Linked DNA regions of Homo sapiens: region 2 is linked to region 1. Evidence: chromatin loops called from intact Hi-C (ENCODE). Cell type or tissue: thyroid gland. All regions are shown on one strand. Links, peaks and the distances in the headings refer to the core of each region. The heading gives the core; the rest is flanking DNA. Region 1 overlaps DOP1B (DOP1 leucine zipper like protein B). Region 2 overlaps CBR3 (carbonyl reductase 3).

The links. A loop is a pair of places that touch in the nucleus more often than their neighbours do. Peaks named below come from ENCODE experiments on the same cell type or tissue, not always from the same donor. Only the 100,000 strongest peaks of a DNase experiment are listed, where the experiment ranks them.
Region 2: it touches region 1 in a loop (7-fold over the local background); 77 of 110 quality-filtered maps call a loop at or near these places.

The regions. Positions count from the first base shown.
Region 1 is chr21:36,202,894-36,208,264 of GRCh38, forward strand. All of the region lies in intron 4 of DOP1B (DOP1 leucine zipper like protein B), which reads left to right. Among named protein-coding and RNA genes, the nearest start is that of DOP1B, 49 kb to the left of the region's middle. In thyroid gland, for the core only: no CTCF peak of the experiment used is centred there; DNase peaks (open chromatin) are centred at 778, 2,298 and 5,100; H3K27ac peaks cover 2,154 bases.
Region 2 is chr21:36,144,181-36,149,551 of GRCh38, forward strand. It overlaps CBR3 (carbonyl reductase 3), which reads left to right. Exons shown (of 3, transcript NM_001236.4): 3 at 1,896-2,382. The coding sequence ends at 2,332. It overlaps CBR3-AS1 (CBR3 antisense RNA 1), which reads right to left. Exons shown (of 3, transcript NR_038893.1): 2 at 2,076-2,175. Among named protein-coding and RNA genes, the nearest start is that of CBR3-AS1, 9.4 kb to the right of the region's middle. In thyroid gland, for the core only: no CTCF peak of the experiment used is centred there; no DNase peak of the experiment used is centred there.

The sequences.
Region 1 (5,371 bases), core at 134-5,133:
CTAATCCCAGGCCCTTTCTAGAAGTTCTGCTGTGTTTGTGTTCTGATGACAGATATGTGAGTATACATCCTACATGATTTTTCCATCATTGGACAGATGAACACATTAGTTCCCTAAAGCTTACTGTGATCTTTTAAATCTGTGTGAATCACACTAGAAGTGTAAATAGTTGGAGTGTTTTTGTTTTCTTAGTTGATAAATAAAGGTTCATTTGAACAGTTGCTAAAGTTGCTTAACATTGATTTTTTTTCTGAATATTGTGATTTCTTGACATTGAACCAAGAGCCAAGTAAAGCTTCATGAATCACCGAATCTATTTAGCTGTGACAGAAAACCAAATGCAGTGTGGCACCCAGAAGTGATTAGTTATCAGCTCTCCAAGGTGGATGCAGGTGAAAGGTTATACAATAATCTCTGAGCCAGTGTGTTGCAGCCACAGTAATTGAAGTGACTGTACAAGATTTTTTGGTTGCTATATCCATTTCAGTCTGAGACGGTTTGGTAACTGTTCCCAGAAGTGCTTGGGTAGCCAGGTGTGGTGACAGGCACCTGTAATCCCAGCTATTTGGAAGACTGAGGCAGAAGAATCACTTGAACCTCGGAGGTGGAGGTTGCAGTGAGCCAAGATCGCACCACTGCACTCTAGCCTGGGCAACAGAGCAAGACTCCATCTCAAAAAAGAAAAAAAGTGCTTGGGAATTGAGTGAAACACCCCAACAAATGTGCAGAGAGCAGAAAGGGAGGGTGCAGTGGGGGGGGTCATGATGAGCACGTGGGTAGAAATTGCAAAGTGGTGAGTTAGGTTGAGCTGGTGAAGGCTGGGATGACTCACAGGTTTCATGTAGGTGGAGGCTGTCCCTGGTGTGTGCTTTTTAGTGAACCATAAGGAATGAAACTTTTGGCCCCTGTTAGAACTTATTATCCACCCTGGCTTTCTAACCCTTTGGGGTCTGCAGATAACCTATGACTGGTCAGAAATCCTTTTTTTTTTTTTTTAAGTGCCCATGAAATAGCTACATAGCTGTGTTTTGCTGTACTAAGAAAACAAGATTAGAACAGGGAAAGCACTAAACTCTTCTTCTCAGGAGATGAGGAGAGGTGAATGTTTTAAATGGTTTGTAAGAAGGCAACAACTAGCTCACCAGATATTTCCATTTAAATCAGTAATTTTCAATGTAGTAGTAATTTTGCCTCTCAGGGTACATTTGACAATATCTGGAGACAGTTTTGGCTGTCACAACTGGGGGTGGGGAGGGTGCTACTGATATTTAGTGGGTAGAGTCCAGGAGCTGCTGAACATTTTACAATGCACACAGGTGCCCCGACAACAAAGACTTACCTGGTCCCAGATGTCAGTGGGGTGGACGTTCAGAAACCCTGGCTTAAAGAGTTGAAAAATATTTATTGACATTTCTTTTCTTTTGGAGCTCATTAATAAGGGAGGCCATAGTACAGAGTTTCCATGATGTCCTGTCCCATTAAAGAGTTACCCACAGCGTCACCATATGAAGAGGGGAAGACGTACCCTCTTAGGGCCCCTATCGTGGAGGAAACAAATGGACCCTTTACTGAGCACTTGCGACGTGCATGACCCACATGATCACATTGAATTCCAGGGTCTTGCTGTGTACCCAGGCTGGAGTACAGTGGCAGGATTATAGCTCACTGCAGTCTCAACCTCCAAGGATAAAACGATCCTCCGGCCTCAGCCTTCCAAAGCACTGAGATTACAGGCATGAGCCACCCCTTTTGGCTGACATTTCTATTTTTTTTTTTTTTTTGAGACAGTCTCGCTCTGTCGCCCAGGCTGGAGTGCAGTGGCGCAATCTTGGCTCACTGCAACCTCCACCTCCCGGGTACAAGCGATTCTCCTCCCTCAGCCTCCCGAGTAGCTGGGACTACAGGCATGCACCATGACACCTGGCTAATTTTTGTATTTTTAGTAGAGACGGAGTTTCACCATGTTGGCCAGGCTGGTCTTGAACTCCTGGCCTCAAGTGATCCACCTGCCTCAGCCTCCCAAAGTGCTGGGATTACAGGCGTGAGCCACTGCACCCAGCACCAACATTTCTTTTGGTTGGTTTCAGGCACTGTGATCATGATCTGTGCTGGTTCGAGGCTTTTTTTTTGCCCCCTCTTTAGCGCTGTTTCTGACCTGCAGTTTACAGTACAGGGTGCTGTTGTCACTGCCCTGCCTCTTCAGTTTCAGATGATTGTACCAAAGCGGTGCTGTCTTGTGACAGCTTGGCTTTCCATGGTTGTCCTTTTGGCAAGCAGCTGCAGAACCAAAGTTGTGGAGTGCTTGGGATTTGCGGTGCCCGGCCCATGCCACTCACCTGCTCTCAGTTGTGGAGTGGAGCATGCCAGTGTCATTTGAAGGAGCTGCGTTTGCAGGAGGCATGAGAGAGCATAAGCTGGGATGAGTTAGGAAGGATGGAAATACTTGGGGTTTGGAAGTTGGGTTTTTTTTTTTAATGTTTGTTGGTTTTTTGTTTGTTTTTGTTTTGTTTTTTGAGATGGAGTCTCACTCTGTTGCCCAGGCTGGAGTGCAGCGGTGCAATCTTGGCACCCTGCAGCCTCCACCTCCTGGGTTCAAGCAATTCTCCTGCCTCAGCCTCACGAGAAGCTGGGATTACAGGTGCGAACCACCATGCCCAGCTAATTTTGTATTTTTAGTAGAGACGGGGTTTTACCATGTTGGCCAGGCTGATCTTGAACTCCTGGGCTCAAATGATCCACCTGCCTTGGCCTCCCAAAGTGCTGGGATTACAGGTGTCAGCCACTGTGCCTGGCCCGTTTGTTGGTTTTGAATTAAAAGTTTAGGGTTCCCAGTGGGGCATGGTGGCTCATGCCTGTAATTCCAGCACTTTGGGAGGCCGAGGCGGGGGGTTACCTGAGCTCAGGTGTTCAAGACCAGCTTGGCCAACATGGTGAAACCCCGTATCTACCAAAAAAAAAATACAAAAATTAGCCAGGCATGGTGGCGGCTGCCTGTAATCCCAGATACTCAGGAGGCTGAGCCAGGAGAATCACTTGAACCTGGGAGGCAGAGGTTGCAGTGAGCCAAGATCGTGCCATTGCACTCCAGCCTGGGCAACAAGAGTGAAACTCCGTCTCAAAAAAAAAAAAGTTTAGAGTTCTGGACTGTAAACTGCACACTAATATTGGAATTTAACAACCGAGATGATCATAGTAACTCTTGTTGAGTAGGAAGTTATTTCGTTTTTAACCCCGTTTATTTTGCTCTCTCATACCAAAGGTTTGTCATAGTTGCTGTTGTTTCTACTATGATGTCATTTAAATTGTTAGTATGCATCCATTTTTTTTAGAATAAAATGAGACTTAAAAAACAAAGCTGGCTGGGCACAGTGGCTCACACCTGTAGTCCCAGCACTGAGAGGCCATGCAGGGTGGACCACTTGAAGCCAAAAGTTCAAGACCAGCCTGGGCAACATGGTGAAACTCTGTCTACATATAAAATGCAAAAATTAGCCCAGTGTGGCAGCATGGGTGTGTAGTCCCAGCTACTCAGAGGCTGAGGCAGGAAAATTGATTGAGCCCAGGAGGTCAGGGCTGCAGTGAGCTGTGTTCATGCCACTGCACTCCAGCCTGGGTGACAGAGTAACACCCTGCCTCAAAAAAAAAAAAAAAATTATTTCTTTAATAGAAAGCTAGTAGCCAGTTTTCAGAATATTGAAGAGACAACATAGGCAGCGTTTCCCATACTTTTTGAGGGTGGAACCCCTCTTCTGTGGAACATCTCTAGTGGCCAGTGTTCCATGGAACATACTTTGGGAATATGCAGTTCTAATTAAAGGGGGACTGTGACACCACGATGTGTGCATTATAGTGTTTGTGATGATTTCAGAGCTAGGCAAAGACAAGCTCTATTTGTTTACTCAGCCTTTAATAGAAGACCAATCAATAACCTCAGCCATTAAATCGCCCTGCCTACTTCTTCTATACACTTAGCCATTACTTATGTCTCTTCATTTTTATTTTTTCTAAGAAGACGGTACCATGCATTATTTCCTGCAATATTTTACAGGAAGTTCAGACTAATTTTAAGGAGAACAAAATGTACTTTTAATATAACGCGATGGTAGATATTTTTGAAGGAAATACAAAAAAATTAACCGAGGGGTTTTTCGAGTGCCAACCTGGAGTCACTTGCTCAAATAGGCACTGGGGCTGTGACAGCAAACAGAGTGGACCTAGTAGTAATTGCAGGCGGCATGGCCCAAGCATTAGGTCTGTTCTTCTGGGTTGAGTTTTTTTTTTTTCTTTTTTTCTTTTCTTTTTTTTTTTTGAGACAGAGTCTCACTCTGTTGCCCAGGCTGGAGTGCAGTGACGGCCTCTCGGCTCACTGCAAACTCCGCCTCCCGGCTTCAAGCAATTCTCCTGCCTCAGCCTCCCCAGTAGCTGGGATTATAGGCACCTGCCATCATGCCTGGCTAATTTTTGCATTTTTAATAGAGATGGGGTTTCACCATGTTGTCCAGGCTGGTCTCAAACTCCTGACCTCAGGTGATCCACCCGCCTCAGCCTCCCCGAGTGCTGGGATTACAGGCATGAGCCACCACGCCCAGCCAAACAGTTTTTTTTGTTTTTTTTTTTTTTTTTTTTGAGGGGACTCTCACTTCATTCTCACAACATCTCCACGAGGTCGAGGCTCCTTCCCCTGTCTTTTAGCTGAGCACGGGCGTGCACAGATGTTAAACTGGTCCTAGGTCCTGCATCTAGGAGGCATCACAACCAGGATCTGGACACGGGAGGGCCAACTCTGGCAAGCTCTGTGAACCAACACATTCCACCGGGTTGGTTTTTCTGATTGTTTTTTGTGGTCTTTGCAGATAGGAAGCATGTGAGAAACTGAATCCTTTCAGGTAATGAGTCAGATCCTTCGTGGGGTGATATCCCTTAGGGGGAATGTGCCTCTGCTGTTTTACTGGTAGATGCTGTCACCCAGCCTGCAGATTGTGTGCACTGAGGACAGGGAAAGGGCCGCAGTCAGCTGCAGGGACACCACCGAACAGACATGGGCCTGGCCTTGGTCAGCGTCAGGGGAAAAACGAGCCCTGATCCACTGGTGACGCTGCTTCTCTTAAAAGGATGCATGAGAAGGTGCTGACTTTGTATCACGGGAGACCTAGATAAAGATAAGAGGCGAACAAATGCCCGGCCTCAGCACAAGAGCCCCTGGGAGCGGGAGTCAGCACATGCAGGTGCTGTGGGCAGACTGAAAGGAAACACCACTCCAGGCTGATGGAATTTGCAGGGTCGTGGGAGGCCCCAGGCAGATTTGCCCCTAGCATTTCTAAAGGCAGATGTCACTTGGCACATTTTTGGCTGTGCTCAAGTTGGTGGCATC
Region 2 (5,371 bases), core at 196-5,195, 59 kb before region 1:
ACACGGTGGCTCACACCTGTAATCCTAGCACTTTGGGAGGCCAAAGCGGGCGGATCTCTTGAGGTCAGGAGTTCAAGCCCAGTATGGCCAACATGGTGAAACCTCATCTCTACTAAAAAAATACAAAAATTAGCTGGGCATGGTGGCACACACCTTCATCCCAGCTACTTGGGAGGCTGAAGCAGTAGAATCACTTGATCCTGGGAGGCGGAGGTTGCAGTGAGCCGAGATTGTGCCACTGCACTGCAGCCTAGGCAACAAAACAAGACTGTCTCACAAAACAAAATAAAAAATTTTTAGGCCGGGTGTAGTGGCTCACGCCTGTAATTCCAGCACTTTGGGAGGCTGAAGCAGTAGAATCACTTGATCCTGGGAGGCGGAGGTTGCAGTGAGCCGAGATTGTGCCACTGCACTGCAGCCTAGGCAACAAAACAAGACTCTGTCTCACAAAACAAAATAAAAAAATTTTAGGCCAGGTGTAGTGGCTCACGCCTGTAATTCCAGCACTTTGGGAGGCTGAAGCAGTAGAATCACTTGATCCTGGGAGGCGGAGGTTGCAGTGAGCCGAGATTGTGCCACTGCACTGCAGCCTAGGCAACAAAACAAGACTCTGTCTCACAAAACAAAATAAAAAAATTTTAGGCCAGGTGTAGTGGCTCACGCCTGTAATTCCAGCACTTTGGGAGGCCGAGGTGGGCAGATCACTTCAGGTCAGGAGTTCAATACCAGCCTGGCCAACATGGCAAAACCCCATCTCTACTAAAATTACAAAAATTAGCTGGGCGTGGTGGTGGGCACCTGTAGTCCCAGCTACTTGGGAGGCTGAGGCAGGAGAATTGCTTGAACCCGGAAGTCGGAGGTTGCAGTGAGCCAAGATTGTGCCACTGCACTCCAGCCTGCGTGATAGAGCAAGACTGCGTCTTAAAAAATAAATAAATAAATTTAAGTAAAAGTAAAAATAAAACTGCCTGGGGAATCTACAAATTTACTACCTCACCCATCTCTCAGCGAATCCCTGAGAAAGGGAGCCCCCCCTGTCACTGATGGAGGTGTGTTCTTCCCCTTGGGAGAATAGGGCCAAAAAAATTAAATCCCATGGGTGCATAGATTTTATGCCTTCTATAGTCACATTTTTAATCTTTTTTTAAATTTGATTATTACTTTTTGAGAAAGGGTCTCATTCGTGTCACCCAGGCTGGAGTGTAGTGGAGTGTAGTGGTGTGATCATGGCTCACTGCAATCTCTACTTCCTGGATTCAGGTGATCCTCTTACCTCAGCTTCCTGAGTAGCTGAGACCACAGGCACACGCCACCACACCCAGCTAATTTTTCTATTGTTAGTAGAGACAGAGTTTTGCCACGTTGCCCAGGCTGGTCTTGAACTCCTGGGTTCAAGTGATCCACTCCTCTCAGCCTCCCAAAGTGCTGGGATTACAGATATAAGCCACAGCATCCAGCCACTTTTTTGTTTTTAATCAGCAATTAAACCTACACAATGGCCAGGTGCGGTGGCTCACACCTGTAATCTCAGCATTTTGGGAAGCTGAGGCAGGAAGATCACTTGATGTCAGGAGTTCAAGACCAGCCTGGCCAACATGGTGAGACCCTGTCTCTACTAAAAATACAAAAATTAGCCAGAATATGGTGGCTCACGCCTGTAATTCCAGCTACTCAGGAGGCTGAGGCAGGAGAATTGCTTGAACCTGGGAGGTGGAGTTTGCAGTGGGCCGAGATGGCACCAGTGCACTCTAGCCTGGGCAACAGGGCGAGACTCTGTCTCAAAAAAAAAAAAAAAAAAAAACCTGCACCAAGACTCAATCATATGTTTGGTATATTATTCAACCAGTGGTTGTACCTCTGTGATATGCTTTCATATATTTATCATTCTGTTTCAGGGAGAGTGGTGAATATCAGTAGTTTGCAGTGTTTAAGGGCTTTTGAAAACTGCAGTGAAGATCTGCAGGAAAGGTTCCACAGTGAGACACTCACAGAAGGAGACCTGGTGGATCTCATGAAAAAGTTTGTGGAGGACACAAAAAATGAGGTGCATGAGAGGGAAGGCTGGCCCAACTCACCTTATGGGGTGTCCAAGTTGGGGGTCACGGTCTTATCGAGGATCCTGGCCAGGCGTCTGGATGAGAAGAGGAAAGCTGACAGGATTCTGGTGAATGCGTGCTGCCCAGGACCAGTGAAGACAGACATGGATGGGAAAGACAGCATCAGGACTGTGGAGGAGGGGGCTGAGACCCCTGTCTACTTGGCCCTCTTGCCTCCAGATGCCACTGAGCCACAAGGCCAGTTGGTCCATGACAAAGTTGTGCAAAACTGGTAAACGTCTGCTTCGGAGCTTGCTGCTTAATAAATGTTGGTGGAATGAATGAATGAATTGATGCTGTGGTTTGATTATTTCTGTTCTTTTTTTTTTTGAGACGGAGTCTCGCTCTTGTTGCCCAGGCTGGAGTGCAGTGGCATGATCTCAGCTCACTGCAACCTCTGCCACCTGGGTTCAAGCTGTTCTCCTGCCTCAGCCTCCTGAGTAGCTGGGATTACCAGGCATCTGCCATCATGCCTGGCTAATTTTTGTAATTTTAGTAGAGACGGTATTTCACCATGTTGGCCAGGCTGGTCTCGAACTCCTGACCTCAGGTGATCTGCCCAACTTGGCCTCCCAAAGTTCTGGGATTTCAGGCATGAGCCACTGCACCCGGCCTTTTTTTCTCTTTCTTTTCTCTCTCTCTCTCTCTTTTTTTTTTTTTTGAGATGGAGTTTCGCTCTTGTTGCCCAGGCTGGAGTGCAATGGCATGATCTTGGCTCACCGCAACCTCCGCCTCCCAGGTTTGAATGATTCTCCTGCCTCAGCCTCCTGAGCAGCTGGGATTACAGGCATGTGCCACCACACCTGGCTAATTTTGTATTTTTAGTAGAGATGGGGTTTCTCTATGTTGGTCAGGCTGGTCTCGAACTCCTGACCTCAGGTGATCCACCCGCCTCAGCCTCCCAAAGTGCTGGGATTACAGGCATGAGCCACCACGCCTGGCCTCTTTCTGTTCTTGAAAAGGAATGTTCATAAGAATCTCCCTGGGAGAAACGTGTCTAGTTCTGGAATCTGGAGCTGAACAACATTGCTATGCCCAACTCTTCAGCCTGAGAGGGAGAAGAACATAGTCTCAAATTTTAGTGGGCATCGGGACCACCTGGAGGGCTGATTAAGCCAGATTGCCGGTTCCACTCCCCACACCAATTCACTTCATTTCTAACAAGTTCTCAGGTGGTGCTGACACTGCTGGTGCTGGGACTGCACTTAGAACCACTGGTGTAGCAAGTGGTTTCAGAACTATGGAGCCATTTTCTAGCTGTTCCTTGCTGTTTCCAGTTTTTTGATTCTGTAAGGGTGATGCTTTATCCTCTATTTCCTTAGCTCTGCAAGCTTTCTTTGCATCTCATTCTGTTTTGAGTATATTTTTATTGGTTGTTTTACTTTTTTTTTGCTTGAGACAGAATCTCACTCTGTCGCCCAGGCTAGAGTGCAGTGGCACAATCTCAGCTCACTGCAACCTCTGCCTCCTGGGTTCAAGCAATTCTTCTGCCTCAGCCTCCCAAATAGCTGGGACTACAGGCGCCCACCACCATGCCCAGCTAATATTTTGTATTTTTAGTAGAGATGGGGTTTCACCATGTTGGCCAGGCTGGTCTCAAACTCCTGGCCTCAAGTGATCCGCCCACCCCAGCCTCACAAAGTGCTGGGATTACAAGCATGAGCCACCACACCCGGCTGGTTCTTATACTTACAAAGTAGCAGAGCTTGAAGGACTCAGGAGGAATATCTTCTTTAACTGGGACATGATTTCTTCTAGATTTTTCAGCTGGGTTTTGCATTCTGCATTCCTTCCCAGAATGTTTACGAGGTTGCCCAGCCACCGCAACTGTATCTCTTTACTGAAACTCATGCAGATGTCTTCTCCTTAACCTATGCACACTCCCTGTGAACTACAGCCCAGGGTGATTCTTCAGTAACTCCCTAAGCCTTTTTTTTTTTTTTTAATTTGAGACAGTGTCTTGCTTTGTTGCCCAGGCTAGAGTGCAGTGGCACGATCATGGGTTACTGCAGCCTCGACCTCCAGGGCAAGAGACTTCCATGACTAAAACCTCAAGTGATCCTCCCACCTCAGCCTCCTAAGTAGCTGGGACTACAGGCATGTGCCATCATGCCCAAATAATTTAATTTTTGGTAGAGACAGGGTCTCACTATGTTTCCCAGGTTGGTCTAGCACTCCTGAACTAAAGTGATCCTCGCTCCTTTGCCTCTCAAAACGCTGGGATTCCAGACATGAGCCACCGCACCCACCCTCTTTCATAATTTTTTTTTTTTTTTCAGACAGAGTCTTGCTCGGTCGCCTGGCTGGAGTGCAGTGGTGCCGTCTTGGCTCACTGCAGCCTCCACCTCCCAGGTTCAAGCAATTCTCCTGCCTCAGCCTCCTGAGTAGAGTGGCTGGGATTACAGGCGTGCACCACCATGCCTGGCTAATTTTTGTATTTTTAGTGGAGATGGGGTTTCGCCATGTAGGCCAGGCTGGTCTTGAACTCCTGACCTCAGGTGATCTGCCTGCCTTGGCCTTGCAAAGTGCTGGGATTACAGGAGTGAGCCAAAGCCTCTTTTATAATCATTATGACAATAGGTGAGTTCACATTCTCTGCTTTCAAATGGGATTGGTTTTGCAACAGGCCTCCTGGCTTCTGGTTACACCTTGTAGAAAAAAGTCTTGGAGAGCAAGGAGTCTTCTGAAATAGAAGAAATGTACTCGCAAAGGCTTGCAAGAGTGTCAAGGCTTCGGCAAGAAGGCTAATCACACAAAAAAATTCAGTGGAATTTACATTCCGGCTGGCCACAGTGGCTCAAGTCTCTGATCCCAGCACTTTGGGAGGCTGAGGCAGGAGGATCACCTGAGGTCAGGTGTTTGAAACCAGCCTGGGCAACACAGCAGGCCTCCATGTCTGCAAACAAATCAAACAAAACTTAGCCAGACATGGTGGCACACACCTGTAGTCCTAGCTACTTGGTAGGCTAAGGTGGAAGGATCAGTTGAACCCAGGAGTTCAAGGCTGCAGTGAGCTATGGTCGTGCCACTGCACTGCAGCATTCTGGGTGACACAGCCAGACCCTGTCTCTACTTAAAAAGAAAACGAATCCATTGAAAGATGGAAAAAAACCAAAGGGAAATAACTACAAATTTGCCAAGGTTACCAAGTTTATGATAGGCTGCTCACTGTGTGAAATTAGAAATGTTGTCACTTGATTATCAAACCCACAAATGTCACATCATATCCCCTGACATAGGTAAGCACTGCAGTCATAAGAGATAATGCCGTTTTT